Regions from separate parts of the Homo sapiens genome. Here region 2 is linked to region 1. Evidence: read pairs that join two places in POLR2A ChIA-PET (ENCODE). Cell type or tissue: PC-9. All regions are shown on one strand. Each heading gives the region's core, and the rest is flanking DNA. Links, peaks and the distances in the headings are about the cores only. Region 1 overlaps SRBD1 (S1 RNA binding domain 1). Region 2 overlaps LOC107985809 (a long non-coding RNA gene).

Region 1 (12,072 bases), core at 6,411-8,910:
AATGTGCTAAATGCCCCAAATAAAAGACACAGACTGGCAAATTGGATAGAGTCAAGACCCATCAGTGTGCTGTATTCAGGAGACCCATACCATGTGCAAAGACACACACAGGCTCAAAATAAAGGGATGGAGGAATATTTATCAAGCAAATGGAAAGGAAAAATAAGCAGGGGTTGCAATCCTAGTCTCTAATAAAACAGACTTTAAACCAACAAAGATAAAAAAAGACAAAGAAGGGAATTACAAAATGGTAAAGGGATCATTGCAACAAGAAGAGCTAACTATCCTAAATAGAGGGACTCCTCCCTAATTCATTTAATGAGGCCAGCATCATCCTGATACCAAAACCTGGCAGAAACACAACAAAAAAAGAAAATTTCAGGCCAATATCCCTGATGAACATCAATGCGAAAATCCTGAATAAAATACTGGCAAACCGATTCCAGCAGTACATCAAAAAGATTATCCACTGAGATCAAGTTGGCTTCATCTCTGGGATGCAAGCCTGGTTCAACATACACAATACCCAATACAGCTGCACCCAGATTCATAAAGCAAGTTCTTAGAGACCTACAAAGAAACTTAGACTCCCACACAATAATAGCGGAAGACTTTAAAACCCCACTGTCAATATCAGACAGATGAATGAGACAGAAAATTAACAAGGGTATTCAGGACTTGAACTCAGCTCTGGACCAAGCAGACCTAATAGACATCTACAGAACTCTCCACTACAAATCAACAGAATATACATTCTTCTCAGCACCACATCGCACTTATTCTAAAATTGACCACATAGTTGGAAGTAAAACGCTCCTCAGCAAATACTAAAGAACAGAAATCATAACAAACAGTCTCTCAGACTACAGTGCAATAAAATTAGAACTCAGGATTAAGAAACTCACTCAAAACCACACAACTACATGGAAACTGAACAACCCGCTCCTGAATGACTACTGGATAAATAACGAAATTAAGGCAGAAATAAACTCACGCCTGTAATCCCAGCACTTTGGGAGGCCGAGGCGGGCGGATCACGAGGTCAGGAGATCCAGACCACCCTGGCTAACACAGTGAAACCCTGTCTCTACTAAAAAGACAAAAAAGTTAGCTGGGCGTGGTGGCAAGCGCCTGTAGTCCCAGCTACTCGGGAGGCTGAGGTAGGAGAATGGCGTGAACCCGGGAGGCGGAGCTTGCAGTGAGCCGAGACTGCGCCACTGCACCTCCAGCCTCGGCGACAGAACGAGACTCCGTCTCAAAAAAATAAATAAATAAATAAATAAATAAATACATAAATAAATAAATAAGTTCTTTGAAACCAATAAGAACAAAGACACAATGTACCAGAATCTCTGGGACACAGCTAAAGCAGCATTTAAAAGGAAATTTACAGCACTAAATGCCCACAGGGGAAAGTGGGAAAGATCTAAAATTGACACTCTAATATCACAATTAAAAGAACTAGAGAAGCAAGAGCAAACAAATTCAAAAGCTAGCAGAAGACAAGAAATAACTTAAGATCAGACCAGAACTGAAGGAGATACAGATACAAAAAACTCTCCAAAAGAATCCAGGAGCTGGTTTTCTGAAAAGATTAACAAAATAGACTGCTAATAAAGAAGAACAGAGAGAAGAATCAAACAGACATAATAAAAAATGATAAAGGGGATATCACCACTGATCCCACAGAAATACAAACTATCATCAGAGAATACTATAAACACCTTTACGCAAATAAACTAGAAAATCCAGAAGAAATGGATAAATTGCTGGACACATATACCCACCCAAGACTACACCAGGAAAAAGTCGAATCCCTGAATAGACCAATAACAAGTTCTGAAATTGAGCTAGTAATTAATAGCCTACCAACCAAAAAAGCCCAGGACCTGAAGAATTTGCAGTTGAATTCCACCAGAGGTACAAAGAGGAGGCAGTACCATTCCTTCTGAAACCATTCCAAACAACAGAAAAAGACGGACTCCTCCCTAACTCATTTAATGAGGCCAGCATCATCCTGATACCAAAACCTGGCAGAAACAACAAAAAAAGAAAATTTCAGGCCAATATTCCTGATGAACATCGATGCAAAAATCCTGAATAAAATACTGGCAAACTGATTCCAACAGTACATCAAAAAGCTTATCCACCGAGATCAAGTTGGCTTCATCTCTGGGATGCAAGGCTGATTCAACATACACAAATTACTAAACGTAATCCATCACATAAACAGAACCAATAACAAAAACTACATGATTATCTCAATAGATGCAGAAAAGGCCTTTGATAAAATTCAACACCCCTTCATGCTAAAAACTCTTAATAAACTAGGTATTTATGCAACGTATCTCAAAATAATAAGAGCTGTTTATGACACACAGCCAATATCATACTGAATGGGCAAAACCTGGAAACGTTCCCTTTGAAAACCAGCACAAGACAAGGATGCCCTCTCTCACCACTCCTATTCAACATAGTATTGGAAGTTCTGGCCACGGCAATCAGGCAAGAGAAAGAAATAAAGGGTATTCAAATAGGAAGAGAGGAAATCAAATTGTCTCTGTTTGCAGATGACATGACTGTATATTTAGAACACCCCATCGTCTCAGCCCAAAATCTCCTTAAGCTGATAAGCAACTTCAGCAAAGTCTCAGGACACAAAATCAATGTGCAAAAATCACAGGCACTCCTATACACCAATAATAGACAGAGAGCCAAATTATGAGTGAACTCCCATTCACAATTGCTACAAAGAGATTAAAATACCTAGAAATACAACTTACAAGGGATGTGAAGGACCTCTTCAAGGAGAACTACAAACCACTGCGCAAGGAAAAAAGACAGGACACAAACAAACAGAAAAAAACATTCCATGCTCATGGATAGGAGGAATCAATATTGTGAAAATGGCCATACTGCCCTAAGTAATTTATAGATTCAATGCTATCCCCCCCATCAAGCTACCACTGACTTTCTTCACAAAATTAGAAAAAAACTACTTTAAATTTCATATGGAACCAAAAAAGAGCCCATATGGCCAAAATAATCCTAAGCAAAAAGAACAAAGCTGGAGGCATCACGCTACCTGACTTCAAACTATACTACAAGACTATAGTAACCAAAACAGCATGGTACTGGTACCAAAACAAATATATAGACCAATGGAACAAAAAAGAACCCTCAGCAATAACGTCACACATCTACAACCATCTGTTCTTTGACAAATCTGACAAAAACAAGCAATGGGGAAAGGATTTCCTATTTAATAAATGGTGTTGGGAAAACTGGCTAGCCATATGCAGAAAACTGAAACTGGACCCCTTCCTTACATCTTATACAAAAATTAACTCAAGATGGATTAAAGACTTAAACATAAGACCTAAAACCATAACAACCCTAAAAGAAAACCTAGGCGATACCATTCAGGACATAGGCATGGGCAAAGACTTCATGACTAAAACACCAAAAGCAATGGCAACAAAAGCAAAAATTGGCAAATGGGATCTAACTAAACTAAAGAGCTTCTGCACAGGAAAAGAAACTATCATTAGACTTAACAGGCAACCTATAGAATGGGAGAAAAATTTTGCAATCTATCCATCTGACAAAGGGCTAATATCCAGAATCTACAACGAACTTAAACAAATTTACAAGAAAAAAACCACCCCATCAAAAAGTGGGTGAAGGATATAAACAGACACTTCTCAAAAGAAGACATTTATGCGGCCAACAAACATGAAAAAAAGCTCATCATCACTGGTCATTAGAGAAACACAATCAAAACCACAATGAGATACAATCTCACGCTAGTTAGAATGGCGATCATTAAAAAGTCAGGAAACAACAGATGCTGGAGAGGATGTGGAGAAACTGGAACACTTTTTGGAACACTTTAACGCTGTTGGTGGGAGTGTAAATTAGTTCAACCATTGTGGAAGACAGTGTGGTGATTCCTCAAGGATCTAGAACCAGAAACACCATTTGACCCAGCAATCCCATTACTGGGTATATACTCAGAGACTACTATAAAGACACATGCACACGTATGTTTATTGCAGCACTATTCACAATAGCAAAGACTTGGAACCAACCCAAATGCCCATCAATGATAGACTGGATAAAGAAAATGTGGCACCATGGAATATTATGCTGCCATAAAAAAGAATGAGTTCATGTCCTTTGCAGGGATATGAAGCTGGAAGCCATCATTCTCAGCAAACTAACAAAGGAACAGAAAACCAAACACCACATGTTCTCACTCATAAATGGGAGTTGAACAATGAGAACACATGGACAAAGGGAGGGGAACATCACACACACTGGGGCCTGTCAGGGGGTGGAAGGCTAGGGGAGGGATAGCATTAGGAGAAATACCTAATGTGGATGATGGGTTGATGGGTGCAGCGAACCACTATGGCACGTGTATACCTATGTATCAAACCTGCATGTGCTGTACATGTATCCCAGAACTTAAAGTATAATAGAAAAAAAACAAAAACAAACCAGTAGACCAGTTATTTCACCAAAACATCCTACAAGAAAAAAGGTCCAAGTTAACTCACTGAATTTAGAAGTTTTAAAAACTCTTCTAGCAGCTATTTATGTAATAGAAACTTCTGTAAACGCTGCCGTCAGGTCAGCTGTAAATATAAACTTTGCTTACATTCTTCCCCAATTTTTTGCTTAGGAAAGTACTAAAGAGTTAAAAGTATTTATTTATTTATTTATTTATTTATTTATTTATTTATTTATTGAGATGGTGTCTCACCCTGTCGCCCAGGCTGGAGTGCAACGGCACGATCTTGGCTCACAACAACCTCCGCCTCCCAGGTTCAAGTGGTTCTCCCGCCTCAGCCTCCTGAGTAGCTGGGATTACAGGCATGTGCCACCACGCGCAGCTAATGTTGTATTTTTAGTACAGACGTGGTTTCTCCATATTGGTCAGGCTGGTCTTGAACTCCCGACCTCAGGTGATCCGCCCACCTCAGCCTCCCAAAGTGCTGGGATTACAGGTGTGAGCCACTGCGCCTGGCCAACACTATTTTCTAAAACTAAAAATCATATCTATTTGGTGGAAGGAATACTGAACAAAATCCCATACTGTTTCCATAATAATGTCTTTGACATTAAAGCAGAGGCATTCATTTGCTATTCTAAGAACATTTCTAAGCAACTATTTTGTACCAGACACTGTGCAAGTTGGGCTATGTGTTGAAAGTATAGAAAAAATCATATGTATTCCATGTCTTTAAGAAGCTCCATTTAGATTTGCTGAAAGCTGAGTTGTGACACATCACTCTACTGGCAGTAACTGGTACAAGAAGCAAGAGGGCCTGAGGGCTAACAGTGCCAATAATCCCTAAGGACTTCATGCCAGGAAAAATGGACTGTTCCATTTTTAAATAGAAGTTACCCAACTCTGAATTTTTGGGGCAAGTTACTTAAACAGTCTCTCTTTCGAATTCAAGGAAATCCTGGGACATTATATTTTTATTAAAATTTATGAGATTTTTACAAAGGAATATAAGTGATCATTTATGCTAGTCAGCTTTTGTTCTAAGGTCAGAATTCTCAAAAAATAAAACTTTATTACTCTACCACAAACTTCTGAAAAACCTCCTCAAACTGCTGTGTTTTATTTTGCCCTGAAGGACGAAAAGTATCTAACAACTATTATTTTTTTAAAGTCCTTCCAGATGAAACACTGTGGACTACAGTTTCTAGAACAACAAAATTTCACTTTACATTCCCCATACTAAACTTGAAGTTTTTCCCAAAGTGGATTCCTAGTGCAATATTCTTAAGTCTTTATTTTACTCAGCGACCATCATCCACTCATGTCTCTTCCTGCCCCTTAGTACTGCCAAAATACAAAATGTAGCTAGAAAACCAAAGATGCAAAAAAGCTTTACAGGTGCTCGGTCACTAGGGTAAATGAGGATATACTGAATTCCTTAAAAATACAAAGAGAGTGGATGCTGAGTGCACCCATCACAAAAATAACTGTGTGAGGTAATACATTTGTTAATTAGCAAGAGTTAATCATTTCACAATGTATGTGCACCTCAAAACGTCATGCTGTATGTGACAAACATATACAATGTTATTTGTCAAATTAAAAAAAATAAATTTAAGCTTAACCCAGGAAAAAAAAAGCTTTACAGGAACAGTCTATTCAATTTCAAATGAAGCAAGTTTACTTCTTCATTTTGCATCTCCTTTCCTTTGATTGACATGTGACAGTTTTTAAGAGTCATCCAAACGAGTGTGTGCTGAATGACCCATGACAGACAGAACTGACAGGAGGCTGGGAAACATTTGAGAAAACAGTGTGTGCTTAAGAAAGCTCCTCCTCCAATTAATCAAATCCGGTAAACAAGAGGTCTTTATATACTCCCGTTAAAGACAATGTTCAGCACTAAAGAAATGCTTTAGTTAGCTATTTAAAAACCTATGTGTTCTAGCTCCTGATCACAGACAAGTACATAGAACAAATAATATTGGAAGAAGACTTTGAAAAAGATATTTTCATAAGCACATTCTTTTAAAAATACATACTTCAAACATCAGAAGATTTTTATTTTGTAGATGCATAAACTTGTAAAATAAATAATTCATTGTGCCTATAAGGCTCTGGGATTAAGATGGCAAAGGGCATCAGCACTGGAAGGATTTTTTCCAGATCCAGAAACACAGATTGAAGCATGGCCAGTGGTCATAAGAGGGAAAAAAATAAACAGGAAGACATTCTCTTTGCAAATCCTCCTCCTCTGATAAAGCATATGGAAGGTACGCTGAAGATTCCTTTACTGCTAACTCAGTATTTAAGCATCAGATTTGCATGAACCTATTATCAATTATCAAGCCAACTTGACAGAAGGATCCTTGGGACAATGATTGTCTTATTTGTTCTGCACAAGACAAATGTAAACTAATTTTTAAAACCCAACATTCCAGGGCTTCAATAGCCTTACTCAAGTCATGGACCTTCTCGGGTATCAAATGAGTGCCCATGTTGTTCAGTGAGGTCTCCCCATTCTGGATGGCCTCAATTCTTATGTTCCCAAGACACTGTGTAACCCCTGGAATCTCCATTCACCTCACAAATCTTTAGCAGCTTTTCTGTCCCAGCCCTCATTGGATCTTGGCTTACATATGTGCACCTTAACATTTGGCAAACAATTTTTTTTTGCAGAGAAATAAAGTCAGTTTATTCTGTCAAGGATCTCCTACCTCTAAAAACAGATAATAATTTCATAAATTTTTAAAGGGTCAATGTTCTCAGATTTCCTATACAATCAATTATGTGTTAGAATCAATTTAATCAATCACCTCCTTTGCAGGGCTAACTCTCAATTAGAATGTCAAGGGTCTCCAGTTGACTTAAACTTTTGGCCCAGAGGTGTTTATGTCAGCAAGATCTGAAATCTGATATGCTCCAGAATCAAGCCTTTCTTGCCTATTTGCATTTTTTTTCTTTTTTTTTTTAATTATACTTTAAGTTCTTGGGCACATGTGCACAATGTGCAGGTTTGTTACACATGTATACATGTGTCATGTTGGTTTGCTGCACCCATTCACTCGTCATTTACATTAGGTATTTCTCCTAATGCTATCCCTCCCCGCTCCCCCCACCCCACGACAGGCCCCGGTGTGTGATGTTCCCCGCCCTGTGTCCACGTGTTCTCATCGTTCAATTCCCACCTATGACTGAGAACATGTGCAGTGTTTGGTTTTCTGTCCTTGCGATAGGTTTGCTCAGAATGATGGTTTCCAGCTTCATCCATGTCCCTACAAAGGACATGAACTCATCCTTTTTTATGGATGCTTAGTATTCCATGGCGTATATGTGCCACATTTTCTTTATCCAGTCTATCACTGATGGACATCTGGGTTGGTTCCAAGTCTTTGCTATTGTGAATAGTGAATATATGGCAACCAATTTTAGACAGCTGCAGGACTATGATTCCAGGGAGAGGGAAACTACATAGAATAAGCCTCAAAATTGCCCCAGCTTTCTGTCTGAGAACACTTTCTAGACTGTGGCACCAGGAGGTAACCCAAGCAGGACATAGTAATCTTACTGAGCTGGAGAAACAGACTGGAGGTTGGGATTCCTGAAGGTTTTAAGAGTATGATATCAGAGAGAATGAAGCTCTGAAGAGCAGTATTCCAGTTACTCATATAAGTGACATCTTAAGCATTTAGCTAAATACTAAGCTGCACATACCCAGGGCACCAAGACAAGACAACACAAGGCCAGGGGAAAAAAAAAAAACAAAAAAAAAAAACAGCTGCCTGTGAGTTGGCAGCTACCCAGAGATTCCTGAGATTACACAAAGCTGGGAGACATAGGACGTCCTACCAATCATACTGAAGAGACCTCGTTGAACACCCCGGATACTCTGCTGATACCCAGAAAGGGGTAGAAGTGAGCTATTCTAGTCCTGGAGAAAGGATTACACTACCCCCACCCTAACAAAATTTTAAAAAATAATCCTTACTCAGATGGGTTCACTGATGAATTCTATCAAACATTTAAGGAAGAAATTATACCAATTCTCTATAATCTTTTCCAGAAAATAGAAGCGGAGGGAATACTTCCTAAATAATTCTATGAAACCAGCATAACCTTAATTCCAAAACCAGACAAAGACATTACAAGAAAATGACAGATCAGTATTTCTCATGAACACAGATGCAAAAATTCTCAAAAAAGCTAGGAAATCAAGTCTAACAATCTATAAGAAGAATTATACACCATAGCCAAATATAATATATCTCAGGTATGCAAGTCTGGTTCAACATTCAAAAAATCAATTAATGGAATCTATCACATCAACAAGCTAAAAAAGAAAAAAAAAATCACATAGTCCTAGCTGCAGAAAAAGCACTTGACAAAATCTAACTAACACTCATTCATGATAAAAATTCTCAATAAACTAAGAACAAACGGGAAACATCCTCAAGGTGATTAAAAACATCTACAAAAACCCTACAGCTAACATAACATTTAATGGTAAGAAACCAGAATATTTCCCACTAAGATCAGAAACAAGACAAGGATGTCCCTTCTTACCACCACTCAACATCATACTGGAAGTACCACCTAATGCAGTAAGAAAAGAAAAGTTATATAAGATTGTGAGGTGTATTAGTCCATTTTCACACCGCTATAAAGAACTTCCTATGACTGGGTAATTTATGAAGGAAAGAGGTTTAACTGACTCACAGTTCCACATGGCTGGGGAGGCCTCAGGAAACTTACAATCATGATAGAAGGGGAAGCAGGCATGACTTACATGGTGGCAGGTGAGAGAGAGTGTGTGTCTAAGTGCAGGAAAAACTACCATTTATAAAACCATCAGATCTTGTTAGAATTTACTCACTATGAGGAGAACAGCATAGGGGAAACCACCCCCATGATCCAATCACCTCTCACCAGGTCTCTCCCTCAAGACCTGATGATTACAATTCATGATGAGATTTGGGTGGGGACACAAGGCCTAACCTTATCATGAGGAAAGAAAGAAAACTCTTTGTTCACAGATAATATGATCGTCTATGTAGAAAATTCAAAAGAATTGATTAAAAAACTCCTGGAACTAATACGTGATCACAGCAAGGTTGTAGGACACAAGGTTAATATACAAAAGTAAACTGTTTTCCTATATGCCAGCAATAAATAAGTGGTATTTAAAATTAAAAACACAGTACATTTACATTAGCACCCTCCAAAAGCTTAAAGTATAAATCTAATAAGATATGTATAAGATCTATAAGAAGAAAACTACAATACTCTATTGATAGAAATCAAAGAACTAAGAGGAGAGATATTTCATGTATGTGGGTAGGATGACTCAATACTGTCAAGATGTCAGTTCTTCCCATCTATAGATTCAACACAATCCCAATTAAAATTCTAAAGTTTATATAGAGAGCTAATTAGACCCAGAACAGCCAACACAGTATTAAAAGAGAATGAAGTCAAAGAACTGACACTATCTAACTTTTAAGACATACTACACTAAGCATAGTAATCAAGACACTGCAGTATTGGTTTAAAAAAAAAAAAAAAAAGACAAATAGATCAATGGAATAGAAAGCACCAAAAGACCCATATACATAGAGTCAACTGATCTTTGACAAAAGAGCAAAGGCAATACAATGGAGAAAAGGTATCTTTGCAACAGGTGGTGCTGGAACAACTGGACATCAACTTGCAAAATAATGAATGTAGACACAGATCTTACACCCTTAACAAAAGTAAATCAAAATGAATCATAAGACAGACATGGTGGTACATGTTGATATTCCCAGCTACTCAGGAGCCTGAGATGGGAAGATCACCTGAGCTCAGGAGGCGGAGGTTGCAGTGAACCAAGATCGTGCCACTGCACTACAATCTGGGCGATAGACTAAGACTCTGTCTCAAAAACAAAGACAAAAAATGAAACAAACTCACATCAAAATGAATCATAGACCTAAATGTAAAACATGAAACCATAAAACTAGGCAATAACATAGGAGAAAATCTAACTAAACTTGGATATGGCAATGACTTTTTTAGATACAACAATAAAGGCACAATTCATAATAGAAATAATTGATATGGATTTTGTTAAAATTTAGTGTCTTTATGATACTATAAATAGTGAATATAGGTTATTATCTGTTTGTCTAAACCCATAATGTGTAACATTATACCATAATGTAAACTATTAACTTTGACTGATAATGATATGCATTCATCAATTGTAACAAATGTGCCATTCTGGTGCAGAATGTTGAGACTGGAGGGGGCTGTGCATATGTGGCAGGAAGATTTATATGGTAACTCTCTGTAGTTTTTGCTCTGTTGCGAACCTAAAACTGCTTTAAAAATAAGTCTTGAAAAAAATCCCTATATGATTCATTCTGATCTGATAGTCTGATCTGAGAGTTAATTATCTGATTACCAGAAGAAAATTCAATACTCTTTAAAGGAAGACAACAAAATTTGTATTTTCAACAACACAGAGCATCCACAATATCCACCATGTAATAAAACTAGCTAGACATACAAAAATGCAGGCACATGTGACCAATAACAGAATAATGGGTCAACTTATCCAGCAGAAACCAAACTAGGATGACCCAGATGTTGGAAACAGCAGACAAGAACTTTAAAGTGGCTCCAGGACTTAAAGGCAAATATGGTCCCAAATCAATGAATAGATGGTAAACAGCAGTAAAGGAATTAAAGCTTTAATAAACAAAGAATAAAGAAATACAGCATCTGAAATAAAATTATTGAATGGGCTTAACAGCAGATTGGAGTAGAAAAATAAATAAATCAGTGAACACGAAGAGAGATATGCAGAAATTATCCTATCTGAAGACCAGAAATAAAAAAAGAAGGAGAGGCGAGGATGGGGGGTATAAAAGAACCTTAATGAACTGTGGGACAAGATCACAATGCACAACTATATGTAACTGGAGTCCTGAGAGGGAAAGAGAGAATAGGGCAGATAAATATTTGAAGTAGTAACAAAACTTTCCCCAATTTTTTCAAAAACATAACATAATGTAAAGATGCAAGAAGCTCAGTGAACCCTAAGAAGGACAAAAACAAAGAAAACTATACCTAGAAACTTTATGGTCAAACTGCTGGAAAACAAAGATAAAGGGAAAATTGTCAAAGTAGCCAGAGAGAATGTACATGTTATATATGGAGGAACAACAATATGAGTAATGGTTAACTTTTTATCAGAAACAACAGAGGCCAGGAGACAATGAAACGGTATCTTTAAAGTGCTGCACACACACATACACACACCACAACCACTTGTCAACCTCAAATTCTATATCTTTAAAGATAACGGAAAAGGGATTTTTAGATAAATGAGATCTCATTGCCAGCAGACCTACACTACAAAAAAATTTTAAAGGGAATTTTGCAGACTAAAGGAAATTGACACCAGCTGGAAAATATATGGGTAAATATAAAATTGTGCGTGTTTATTCTAATTTTACTTAAAAGACATAAAACCAGAAAGCAAAAAGTAAAACATGGTATTCTAGGACATATAT
Region 2 (12,072 bases), core at 5,132-7,631, 320 kb before region 1:
ATTGGCACAGAAACACAACCTATCTGACAACATTGATAGAGAAATACATGAGATAGCTATAATGATATCATAAGCTGACAGATATTTATTCTAATTGAATACGTGGAGACTAAAAAATTGATAATTTTCTAATGTTTAATAATAAAAATCCTCCAGTTCTATAATTCAATAGTTCTATGAAACTTTTTCTCGCTCCCAGGAAACATGTCATCTGACTGTAGGAATAAAACTAAGACACGTGTATAAGAGCAATGAATACAAGAGAGAAAATATCCATATTTAATGAGACAGAGCATAAGAGCCATTTGGTATTTTCTCAACTTTGATGTCATTTTCTTCCTTCCTGATTGTCACATTTCTAGAAGTATCTGGTTTCTCCATAGGCTCCTGAATGTGGAAAGTATCTGTAGCTAAGAGACAATTAGAAGCCACTGTCTCCCCAGCCGCCGTTTACAGATGGGGTGACCAAGGCCTAGGGAAGAGAGGAGTCCTGCCTTGCAAAGATGGTGCCGTTAGGAAGTGGTAGGACCAGGACTTGACCTCTACTGGTTCTTTCCAATCTACTCTGCTGCCCTCTGACCTGGCAGTCATCCACAAGGTGTGAGATCTGGGTGATGAAGGGGCACCTCCCCACTTCACTGCAGGCCACTCTTTGCTTTCCTGTCCTGGGTGGTCCGTCACACATAACCATGTCTTTATAATAATTTATTTTGGCATGAACACACACACACACACACACACACACACACACACACACACACTCACAGAAGAAAGGGAATTTTCAAGTAGGAAATAGGTGGGGAGATAGGTAAGCTAGCCCTCAGCGCTTCTGTCCCCCAGCAGGGTGCACTCCCCCTGACCTTAGGCCTTCTAGGCCCACACAATCCTCATCTCAAGGAAGGATGGCCCATAGCTGCTACTCTCTGTGTGATCCCTCACCAGAAGAGAACGGACCATGAGATCCAGGAGAGAATTTAAAAAATGCCTGACTCTGACCCTATGAGCTGGAATGGAAGAGGAAGGCGGGGCCGCCAGAGCAGCTGCAGCAATAAGAATTTGCTTTAGGTGCTTCGGTGGCGGGAGTGGAGGGGAGCAGTCGTTAGCCTCCCCTGGAGCTAAGCACTGGAGCAGGGGGCGTCCAAGTGCTGTTCTTGGTTTTGCCATTTTCATATCTGGCAGGAGCTACTAATCCTTCATTACCGAAAATAACTTCTTTATCCAGGACCCAATCACTGTGAAACCTCATATTATCAGGATGCTGTTCCTTCAGTTTCTACAGTAACCTATTTTCCTAATGATGTCCCTGAGGGCCTGCAACGCCCTGGAACGCCTTCTGAATCATTGAGGAGTATGCGGTTGTGTTCAGTCTAGTTTCAATGTGAAGGGATTCTTACTGTGTTTTTCCAAAGCACGAAATAAATGGCAACTCATGGGAACTACTCAAATGCTCTAGAGAAACAAAAGACACCTGTCTATGGAATGACAGTATGGAGCAGTCATTTCAGCCACTCTGGACGTCCTGACATCCATCCTAATCTACATGTACCTGCATATGGTGAATCCATGTGTATCTACCTCAGCTCTGGTTCTATCTATGATGTTTTGTGTTTGTTATCTGGGGTTTGAGGACATGCATTTTTTGCTTATCCTGCTTTGCTTTTTGACGGCAAACTCCTCAAGAGTGTGAAACATCCCTCATTGGTTCTCTGTCTTCCAAACATGCTTCTCTGCTGACGGTGGTCACCCAGGTACTAAGTCCATGGAGCTGCTAAGCTCACTACAGGGCCATCTCTAGTCAGAAAACTGCCAGTTCCCTCTAGACAAGTGTCATCTGCAGAAAAATAAACCTACCTCCCAAAAGTGATCAGTCCTTGGGTCTGCATTTCCCAAGTACTTTGGCTCTTTTTCCTGGAAGTCAGTCTGCCAGCAGATCTCCAAGGAGAGCTATCCACATCACAGTTTCTGCGTGCTGTCTTCACATACTGCCTTAATTACATTATTGCCTCCAGGGACAGGAGGTGGTGAACTGAATGGGGGAAACAGCAGGCAGGGCAGAGGCAATAAGGAAACCTTGGCAATGATATGATAGGGGGCACAGATGTGGCCTTGCATTCTTTCTATGAAATGACCTCTGTAACTCAAGAGGACAAGAACCTTATGTGTCCAGTTCCCCTTTATATTCTTAGCACTGAGGTGAGTGCTCAGTTTATGTTCAATAAATATCTGCTGAAGGAATGACACTTGGGCTTCCAAGCCAGTTCAGCCCTTCATGAACTCTCCGGGTCTTTTGCTTTTCCTCATCTCTAAACTGAGAGGGCTGCTGCTGTAGTTCATTTATACTGCTGTATTATATTCTACTGCATAGATCTCAGACATATCATGTTGAGTGGGAAAGAAAAGTAAATATTAGATAATGACATGCAATATTAATTACCATCTTTCAAAGCTAAAAAAAAAAGCAAAAGTAAACAATATGCTGTTCAGGGATACATAGTATATCAGTCAGCTATTGCCACAATAATGCTGCCTAACAAATGACTCCAAAACTCAGTGGCTGACAACATTCATGTATTCTTACCCAGGTGTCTGTGGATTGGCTGGGAGTTGGTTAATCCAGGCTGGGCTCAGTTGCACTTAGTTCTAACTTCAGATTGGGTCCAGGTCTTCCCCATAGGTCTCTCATCCTCCTTGGAGCAGCAGGTGACCTGAAGCATGTTTTTCTCATGGCAGAGGCAGAAATACAAGTGGGGAATGTGGAAACAGGTGATTCCTCTTAAGGCCTGGGCTCAGAATTTTCACCGTCACAGCCTGCAACATTCTACTGACCAAAGCAAATCTAACATCTTGGGCAGAGAAATGTATTTCACTTCCAATGGAAGGAACTGCCAAATTATATGTCAAAGGAAGGATATTTAACTCAGAGCAATAATGCAATCTACCATGCTAACATATTTGGCAAAACTATAAAAATCATTGTGGGGGGTGGGGCTATAAACATAAAGTCCCGGACAGTGGTTATTTCTGTTGGGGAAGTAGGAGGGACATCAATTGTAATGGTCTGGTTCTAAGGTTGAGTGGTGGGTTCACAGGTTTTATTATTATGCTTTATAATTTGCATACATATTATCCTGCACATATCAAATGTTACATAATTAAAACAGTACATTTAAATAAATAGGTAAAGGGTGTGATCCAACTATACGAGAGGTTCTTTTCAGTGGTAACATTATATGTTCTACAGTTCTAAGGTAAGCAGGAACTAGGAGCTCACCTCTGGAGATGGAAAGCTCCTGAACGTTCAGCAGGAATCCTGGCCACCCGGCACCCAGGCTCAGACAGAGGCCTTTCTTAGTGTGGGAAGGTGAGAAGATGTATTCCTTGCCTAGAGAGCTATGAGAAGTCTGTAGGAAACAATTCAATTCAGATGTGAGATAGCACAGAGAGCCCTTGTTTCAACTGCTGGCTGACTTGGCTGCATATCCCAGTGGATACTCTGGCCTTGGGAGAGTTAGGTTATCCTCTCAGTCTGTTTCCCTGTTCACGGAGGAGAGGTCGCTATGTCATATCTCGGAGGATGGCTATGAATCTTAGAATGAGGGAGTTTCTATTTGATTTCTGATGTTGAGCACACAGGCCGTGAGGCACAGTGTGTTGCAAAGTTGAATACCTGTGTCTGAATCTGACTGTGCTGCTGGTGAGATGGGGATGGGTCCTCAGGCAGTAAGTTAACTTTTCCAGTTCTCCGTTGCCTTCTGTAATGTAAAGACATATGTTCTGTGGTTGAAATGAATGCTATGTGTTATGTAGCTGACACATAGAGGGGAGGGCTCCATAAATGTTAATCCCTTTCCCCTCCCACTTCCATCCTGTACGCAGCTTCCTTCCATCGATGGCACAAAGATGGTGGGGGAAAGAGGTCGAGTTCATGACCAGGTGTCTTCAGGAGGAGAGACGGCATGGATGTTGAATCCAGGCTCCTTGGTTGAAAGGGTGTCTCAGGTGTGGGTACTGGGAGGGGGTTGGGCCTAGGGAAGGATTATGTTTTCCATTATTCAAACATCTCCAATTTCAGCCTCCAATTTGGGGAAGCAAAATAATTTTGGCCCCCCAAGCAGTATCTGTCTCTGGAACTCATTATCTGCTTTGTTAAGTTCAGAGACATTCTGATAAGGGTAATTGAATTAGGCTTCTCAGGACTCCTACAAGCAGGCTGGCTGCCACAGTAGGGGGTCTTGCTGTCCAGGCTTCTTGACACGCAGGCTCTCCCTCCACTGTTCTGCTTTGGAGTGGGCCCTCCTGGGGGTTGCAGTGCCTTGGGCTTGGCCTTTGAAGATCTTTGCATTGCAGGGAAGCCTCTCTACACTCCAGAGTCTCATCATGCTTCCCAGGGTCCTGCTTTAAATCTCTTCCCAGCCCACTTTGGAGGCCTCTGGAAGTGAGGGGGGCAAGAAGTCTTCCCTTGAGGTGGAGGAATTTCTGGAGGTCAAGGAAATGTCCACCCGGGGACAAAAGAGCAAGAGGTCAAGGTTCAAATGATGTTGACCTAAATTTTTCCCAATTCCAGAAGGTTTTTTTTTGTTGTTTTTTTTTCCCTCAGGGAAACTTGCTTCCACCCTTCTCACAGATTTGGCAGGGCTCTGACACCTGAAATGACAGAAGCCTGGTCATTTGGAGATATTATTATGACAGCAGCCACTCAAGTTTTCAAACATCTGCAATAAGAGTTACATGACCCCTGTCAGAATGTGTGCAGACCAGGCCTCTATTTCTCACACCTTGGCCATGGTCTCTATACTCCCACCCATTCTTCCTCTTCTTGTGACCTGGCACTAAAAAACCTCATCAGGCCTGTTTGCCGCACACCTCTTAGGAGTTGTTTTTATTTCCTCCCATCGAACCAAGGCCTCATGGAAACTTAGCATAAAGGGAATAGTAACTATGCAGTGTGCCCTTCAAGGTCAGAGCAAGACCTTTCAGTTCCATGAATCTGTTAGTCCTGCCTCATTTCTCCAACCTCTGCCCACCAGGCAGCCCTACGTATCCATCCCCTGATGAGCCCACTGAGCTCCCATCAGTATTATAAGCAAAAGTAATGTATTTCAGAGACCACTAGAACAGATCTGGGTTCAAACCCCAACTCTAGAATTTACTACCAGTGTGATGTTTGGTAACCTGAGAGGATTAGCATTACGCAGAGGCTCCCGAACTTCCTCAGTTCATAGTGTCTTTAGCATCTCAGTAATTTTTCACAGTATCTCTAGGCCTTAAGAAAAATGTGTTTCATTTATCAGGAAGTTAGAACCAAACTATGTAATAGGAATTTATGTCCTGACAAAGTAATTACATATAAATTGAAAGAAAAAAGTTAATAGTTTGATTTTATTTTATTTTATTTTATTTTATTTTTTTTTTTTTTTTGAGAAGGAGTCTCACTCTGTCACCCAGGCTGGAGTGCAGTGGTGCGATCTCGGCTCACTGCAACCTCTGCCTCCTGGGTTCAAGTGATTCTCCTGCCTCAACCTCCTGAGTAGCTGGGATTATAGGCATGCGCCACCACACCCGGCTAATTTTGTATTTTTAGTAGAGATGGGGTTTCACCATGTTAGCCAGGCTGGTCTTGAACCCCTGACCTCAAGTGATCTGCCCACCTTGGCCTCCAAAAGTGCTACGATTACAGGTGTGAGCCACCGCGCCTGGCCGATTTTATTCTTAAGTAGTAATGATTGCTTATTAGTGGGATGCAGACACCTATTGGGCACTGTACAACTTCTCAGACCTTGGAATCTGACTGAACATTGCTTCCCTCATCTCCTGTTACATATTGACTTTCATTGCTCCACAAAGATGTGACATCATCAAAAGGAATGCAGTATGATCTAATGTTGAAACTGTGAACTACCTTGAGCTAGTAGTTTGCACAGTGTCTAACAGACATTAAGCATCATGATATTACCCTCAAAAATTTAAAATAATCCACGGTCTCCCTACAAATTTGCTTTGGCATCCAGAGTGGGAACTGTAGCAGTAGTGTTTGAAAAGTACCTAACATATTGTAGACATTTAAAAAATGGCAGCTATTATGACTTCTCTTTGAACTTTTAAAGTCACATTTGGTTGCCCTATGACTAAATTGCCGTGCCACCAGGCTAGACTACAGTCTCCCTGAAGGTTGACTTATCTAGGTATCCCCTATGAATGGAACAGAGTATGTGTTGGGTAAATGTTTCTTTAATGGTGGATGGATGGATGGCTTTTGGACCGCTCATCTCTTGGTTCATCTGTATTTACAAGCATGTGTGTATCTATCCATTATTGCATCTATGCATCCTATAAGCAGCGGAAACTTGACTTCTTTGTCAGCTGGAGCTGCCTCTCAACCCCTGTCCCATTCTAATGGATGGTGTTGACTCCTCTTCCTCTTTCTGTCTACCTCATGTTGCCTTGAAGAACCATCATCCTTTGGGCATCAGCTCTAGGATTATCTTTCATGCCTGTAGCTTGTTTTCTCAAAGTCTCTTCAAATTCTTGTAGGATAGAAGCAGGCCTAACTCGCCCATGAATTCCTGCATTTTCTGGTGTGGAATGTTGCTTACAGGGCTGACTGTGGACTAGGTGCTCAGTAAATACTTGCTACATGAATGACTTGATTTATGTTGTGGTTTTATGCAGAAACCAATGTCAACATTTTGATAAACTTGTCTAGTGACTCATTAATTACAAAATATGCAGCAAGTGAGAAGCCAGTACAGCCTCATGGCTCAGTGAAGGAAAGAAGAGTCAGGACAACTTCAGCAGTCAGCGAGGGCTTCACTGAGGAGGGGGCCACAACTGGATGTTGAATGGTGGGCAGGATTCAGAGGAGCCAAAGGAAGGAGGCAGGCTTTCAGGACTGGGATGATAGGGCACAGCAAGAAAAATGGCCTGGAGGAAGAAATGGGCTGGGTGCATGAGGGCCCAGAGAAGCAAAGGGCTTACTTGTATAGAGAGAGAATGAGATGGAATTCCAAGGAGTAACGTTGGCTAAGAAAATCCTAAGATCTTGAAAGCTAGGAGGAAGTACTTTAAAATGTGAACATTAGCAGTTAACTGGAAGGTATACTACAGAGTTGGCTGCATAACGGTGGTTCCACCATATTGAATCACTTTACCTAGGGAAAGGGGACAAGGGGTGGAGGGAAAATTAAAATAATATGCCCAGTTACAGGAGAAGTCCAAATGAAAACATTTTGCTTGGGTTTAACTGGCCATAGGTCTGATGGTTTTCTATCCACCACACAAGTAAATAGCTCAAGGGCAGGCTGCCCACCAGCATAAGCCTTTGTGTGGAAAATACTGCCAGTGTGGCCATGGAAAATGCCCTCTTGCTGACCATAATTATACAGAATGTGTGCAAATAAAAGCTGAAAGAAAACCCTTTTGCAGAAGCATGGTTTTTTCTGTTCTTATTTTGACAGAGTGGAAGAGAAATTCACAGACCATTTTCTCATTCTCCTAGTTGGGGCAGAATGAGCTCATGCTGCATGGCTGGGCTGGGGGTTGGGTTTCAGTGAGAGGCCTAAAAACTGGTTTCTCCACAGAGGCCTACATTGATGGGTCTTTCAGTCCTGAGATGGCTTGGTGTGGGGATGAGGGTCATTGAGGAGAAGGCCGCAGAGGCCGTTTCTTTGTTTAGCTCTGATTAACCAGAAAGGTTTGATCTTCTTCAGCCAAAGGGAGATGGGAGAAGTTGGGGGTGTTTAAAGCATGTATCTACTTTTTAAGGTGAACTTCAGCAGAAGGTAATTCTTCTGAGTCCCCAACTCTTTCGTGTGGTTCCCATCAGAGACAATTTCTGACTCTGAATAAGCCCAGAGCATGACAAATGTCTCCTAGAGAGAGTCCTCTTTAAGCCACAGGATAACAGATTTTGTTCCTTCAAGTTTTACAACTGCCCTTCCAGAAAACTGCCCGTCCTCTTCTTCTCTTGGATATTTTTAGGAACACTTGAGTGAAAAACACTTGAATGAAGAGTTGGTATTTGCCAGTCTGGCAGTGATGCATGCCTGGATTACCTGGTCCCATCAGGACTGGGCTCCAAAGTGCAAAGAGGCAAAGGATCGACAGCTGCTTTGGTCCAGCTCTGAGCTGCAAGGAGAAGAGAGATACGCTCAGGGTCCCTGCAATTATAGAAGATTTATTGCAGGACACACATGCAGTGGAGCTGGAAATGGTCTAGGAACTAGAAAATTAGAAGAATCCAAGGTAACCCTGGAGACCAGTCCCCTTCCCAACATCTCTTGGTCTGTCTGCCTGTCTGGCTCATTCTCTCTGCTTACTCATGGATTCTTTACTTCACCTTGCCTAGGGCCCATCACGACTGCCAGCTTCCTTCACTTCAGCAACTCTCTGTACAACTTTTGGCCTCTATCTCCAATGTTATCTGGCTATTTCTCAGTTTCTTTCTTTCTTTTTTTTTTTTTAAAGACAGAGTCTTGCTCTGTCACCCAGGCTGGAGTGCAGTGGCACAATCTCGGCTCACTGGAACCTCTGCCTCCCAGGTTCAAGCAATTCTCCTGCCTCAGCCTCCCGAGCAGCTGTGACTATAGGCACGTGCCCAGCCTCAGTTTCTTAAGAGAAATATAAAGGGCTCAACTAGCCTTGATCATTTGGAGGGGGGCAGGGTCTAATGGTCTGGTCAGCTCATGGTTTGGTTGCCCTTGTGTTGAGCACCCACCCAGAGCGCAGTTCATGGAGGGGTGGACAACATAAGGAGCAGAGGTTATGAGTTGGGGTGTGGACAAAGCAAGGACCACTTGCCATATCTATTACAATAATCATTCTGAACAGCACTGATAGGGAAGGCTGTGGTGAGACTACACACATTGTTTTGATCAGTTTAGCTAACATTTATTTCAAATGTAAAAAAAATATTTTTTTGGCCAGGTGTAGTAGCTCACACCTGTAATCCCAGCACTCTGGGAGGCTGAGGCGGGTGGATCACTTGATGTCAGGAGTTCAAGACCCGCCTGGCCAACATGGTGAAACCCTGTCTCTACAAAAATATACAAAAATTAGCCAGGTATGGTGGCACATGCCTGTAGTCCCAGCTACTCAGGAGGCTGAGGCAGGAGAATCGCTGGAACCCAGGACGTGGAGGTTGCAGTGAGCCAAGATCATGCCACTGCACTCCAGCCTGGGTGAAAAAGTGAGACCCTGTCTCAAAGGAAAAAAATTATTTTTATGAGAAGAAAGAACCTGATAATGAATACCAGGGGACTGTGACATAGTCTAAGACACACAGGTATATTTGTACCCAATAATACCCAAATAGCCTGGTAAATAATCTATACTTCTCACTTCAACTCTTTAGTGTCATGTTGGAGAAAAAACCTCATATTCCATCAAAAACAAAGCAAACCTTATTCAACTGGCTGTTCGCATTTTTAAAATGTGTTTTGTGTTTTAAACATATCATCTATTCAAAGGAGATGAGAGGAATTATAATGTTCAGGTTAAAACCCCCATTTCTTTTTAAACTTAACTTCTTGGGAAGACAACCCTACTTTGTCATAAGCAATGCCTCAGGATATGTAAATGCAACCGTGACCTGCCAACATGTATTTAGCATATTCTGGACTCTGTGACAGGTCCCCTTAGTTACAGCAGATGTTGTATTCAGGCATGGCAGAGGGACATGGCAAAGTTTGGGTATAGAATTTAGGATTACATTTTGCTACTAGTAACACATATCCAAATAGCACTAGATAAGACAAAGAAGTTCATTTTTCTCCCGAGTCAAAGTTTACAACAACCCATGGCTTTGCTGTGTTCATTCCAGCCTTGGGAACTCCAATTCTCAGGGGTGGTCCTCCTCCTCCTGTGGTCCAAGACAGAGCTCCACCTGTTGAAACAGCTCTGTTTCAAGCAGTAGGAAGGAGGAAGAGGGAAAGAAGTAGCACAGGGCATGTGCTAGCTTTGTCTTAAGGAAGGTCCTGGCCAAGCAGAACTTTGGGAGGCCGAGGAGAGAGGATAGCTTGGGGCCAGGAGTTTGAGGCCAGCCTGGGCAACATCATGAGACCCTGTGGCTACAAAAAATAAAAAATTAGCTGGGCATGGTGGTGCATGCCTGTAGTCCCAGATACTCGGGAGGCTAAGGCGAGAAGATCACTTGAGCCTAGGAGTTTGAGGATGCAGTGAGCCATGTTTGTGCCACTGCACTGCAGCCTGGGTGACAGAGCAAGACCCTGTCTTAAACAAACAAAACTACAAAAAAGGTCCTTAGACTGTGCTACATGGACTTCTGCTTACACTCCATTGGTCAAAGCTTAGTCATATGCCACACCTAACTACATGAGACAGAAATGTAGTCTTTATTCCAGAAAGCCACTTGCCCGATAAAATAACTATGCGTATGAATCAGGGTTCTCTAGAGAAACAGAATCAATAGTTTGTGCAAGTCTATGGAAAGAGACTTATTATATGGAACTGATTTACATGATTATGGAGGCAAGCAAGTCTAAAATCTGCAGGTGGGCTGGCAGGCTGGAGAATTCTCTCTTGCTCAGGGGAGGCAGGTCTTTTGGTTCTATTCAGGCCTTCAACTGATAGGATGAGGCCCACCCACATTATGGAAGGCAATCTGTTTTATTCAGATTCCGCTGATTTAAATGTTGTTCATCTCATCCAAAAACACCCTCACAGAAGCAGCCAGAATGACATTCGACCAAATATCAGAGCACCCCAAGGCCCAACCAAGTGACACACAAGATTAACCATCACACATACAAGAAAGGAATTAACCTTTACATTATGGAAGAAGTGGAGCCGGATATTGGGGACAATAGCAGACTCTATCACTCTGGGAACCAGCAACCTCTTTTTTTCTTTTTTTTTTTGAGACAGAGTCTCCCTCTGTCACTCAGGCTGGAGTGCAGTGGTGCGGTCTCGGCTCACTGCAACCTCCACCTCCAGGTTCAAGCGGTTCTCCTGCCTCAGCCTCCTAAGTAGCTGGAATTACAGACGCCTGCCACCATGCCGGGCTAATTTTTGTATTTTTAGTAGAGACAGGGTTTCACCACATTGGTCAGGCTGGTCTCGAACTCCTGACCTCGTGATCCACCGGCCTCAGCTTCCCAAAGTGCTGGGATTACAGGCATGTGCCACCACGCCCAGCAAGCAACCTCTTTTATAAGCAAGAATGTAAAATATCTGAGGGCAATGATTGTCGCCATCATAATTGCAATTTTCATGATACTTTGCACAATAATGGTAACCAACAAATATTTGTTGTGTTAATAAAGAACATATTCAGTGTGCAGAGATGATTAAAATGAGCTGGAACCACAGAGGGGAACAAACTCAGCAAACTTTTTCTAAAGGCTCAGAAAGCACATATTTTCAACTTTGTGGGCCATGTGGTCTCTGGCCCAGCTCTCCAACTCTGCACTTGTAGATGAAAGCAGCCACAAGATAATATGTAAATGGATGGATGTGGCCAGATTTGACCCAAGGGCAGCAGTGTGCCAAACCCTGGACAAGACTATCAAACTGGGAAGGATCTAGCATCTCATTTTATAGGAAACCGGAGCAAATTGTCTTGCTCAAGGTTACACCTTGGTCAGTGGCAGCAGAACCAGGACTAGATCATAGGTCTCCTAACTCCTTGTTCAGTACTTAAGACTTATCACTCAAAAATTAATTTTTGAGGGTTAACAATGTGTAATGGACAGCTCTTATTCCTCACTCAATTTCACAGACCTTGGAATAACAGATGTGATGTGTGTGTGTGTGTGTGTGTGTGTGTGTGCACGCACGCTTGTGTATGTGTGTTAACAGCCACGGGGAAGGATCATTGTCCTGCCATGGGCCTGAGAGGGCACAGGTGTTTCATGACAACATCACATCCACCTCCATGGATTCCTTGTCAGAGGAAACAGAGCATAGTATGCCGATCCCACACCTACCACCTCCTGAAGTCATTCATGCCTTAACGAGGGGCATAGACTGAGACCTGGTCTTATCTGTCAGCTGTCAAACTGGACAGGATACCATATGAGAAGAGGATGCCAGGGCAGGTGCATGCTGGGAAAAAGA

Evidence for each region. Peaks named below come from ENCODE experiments on the same cell type or tissue, not always from the same donor. Only the 100,000 strongest peaks of a DNase experiment are listed, where the experiment ranks them.
Region 2: POLR2A ChIA-PET joins it to region 1 with 5 read pairs; 2 of 35 experiments call an interaction of 5 or more read pairs at or near these places.

Annotation. Positions count from the first base shown.
Region 1 is chr2:45,427,295-45,439,366 of GRCh38, forward strand. The region is part of intron 16 of SRBD1 (S1 RNA binding domain 1); the gene reads right to left. Among named protein-coding and RNA genes, the nearest start is that of SRBD1, 180 kb to the right of the region's middle. In PC-9, for the core only: no CTCF peak of the experiment used is centred there; no DNase peak of the experiment used is centred there.
Region 2 is chr2:45,113,400-45,125,471 of GRCh38, forward strand. It overlaps LOC107985809 (a long non-coding RNA gene), which reads right to left. Exons shown (of 3, transcript XR_001739190.2): 2 at 8,052-8,124; 3 at 3,071-4,644. Among named protein-coding and RNA genes, the nearest start is that of SIX2, 110 kb to the left of the region's middle. In PC-9, for the core only: no CTCF peak of the experiment used is centred there; DNase peaks (open chromatin) are centred at 5,832, 6,632, 7,012 and 7,372; H3K27ac peaks cover 2,146 bases.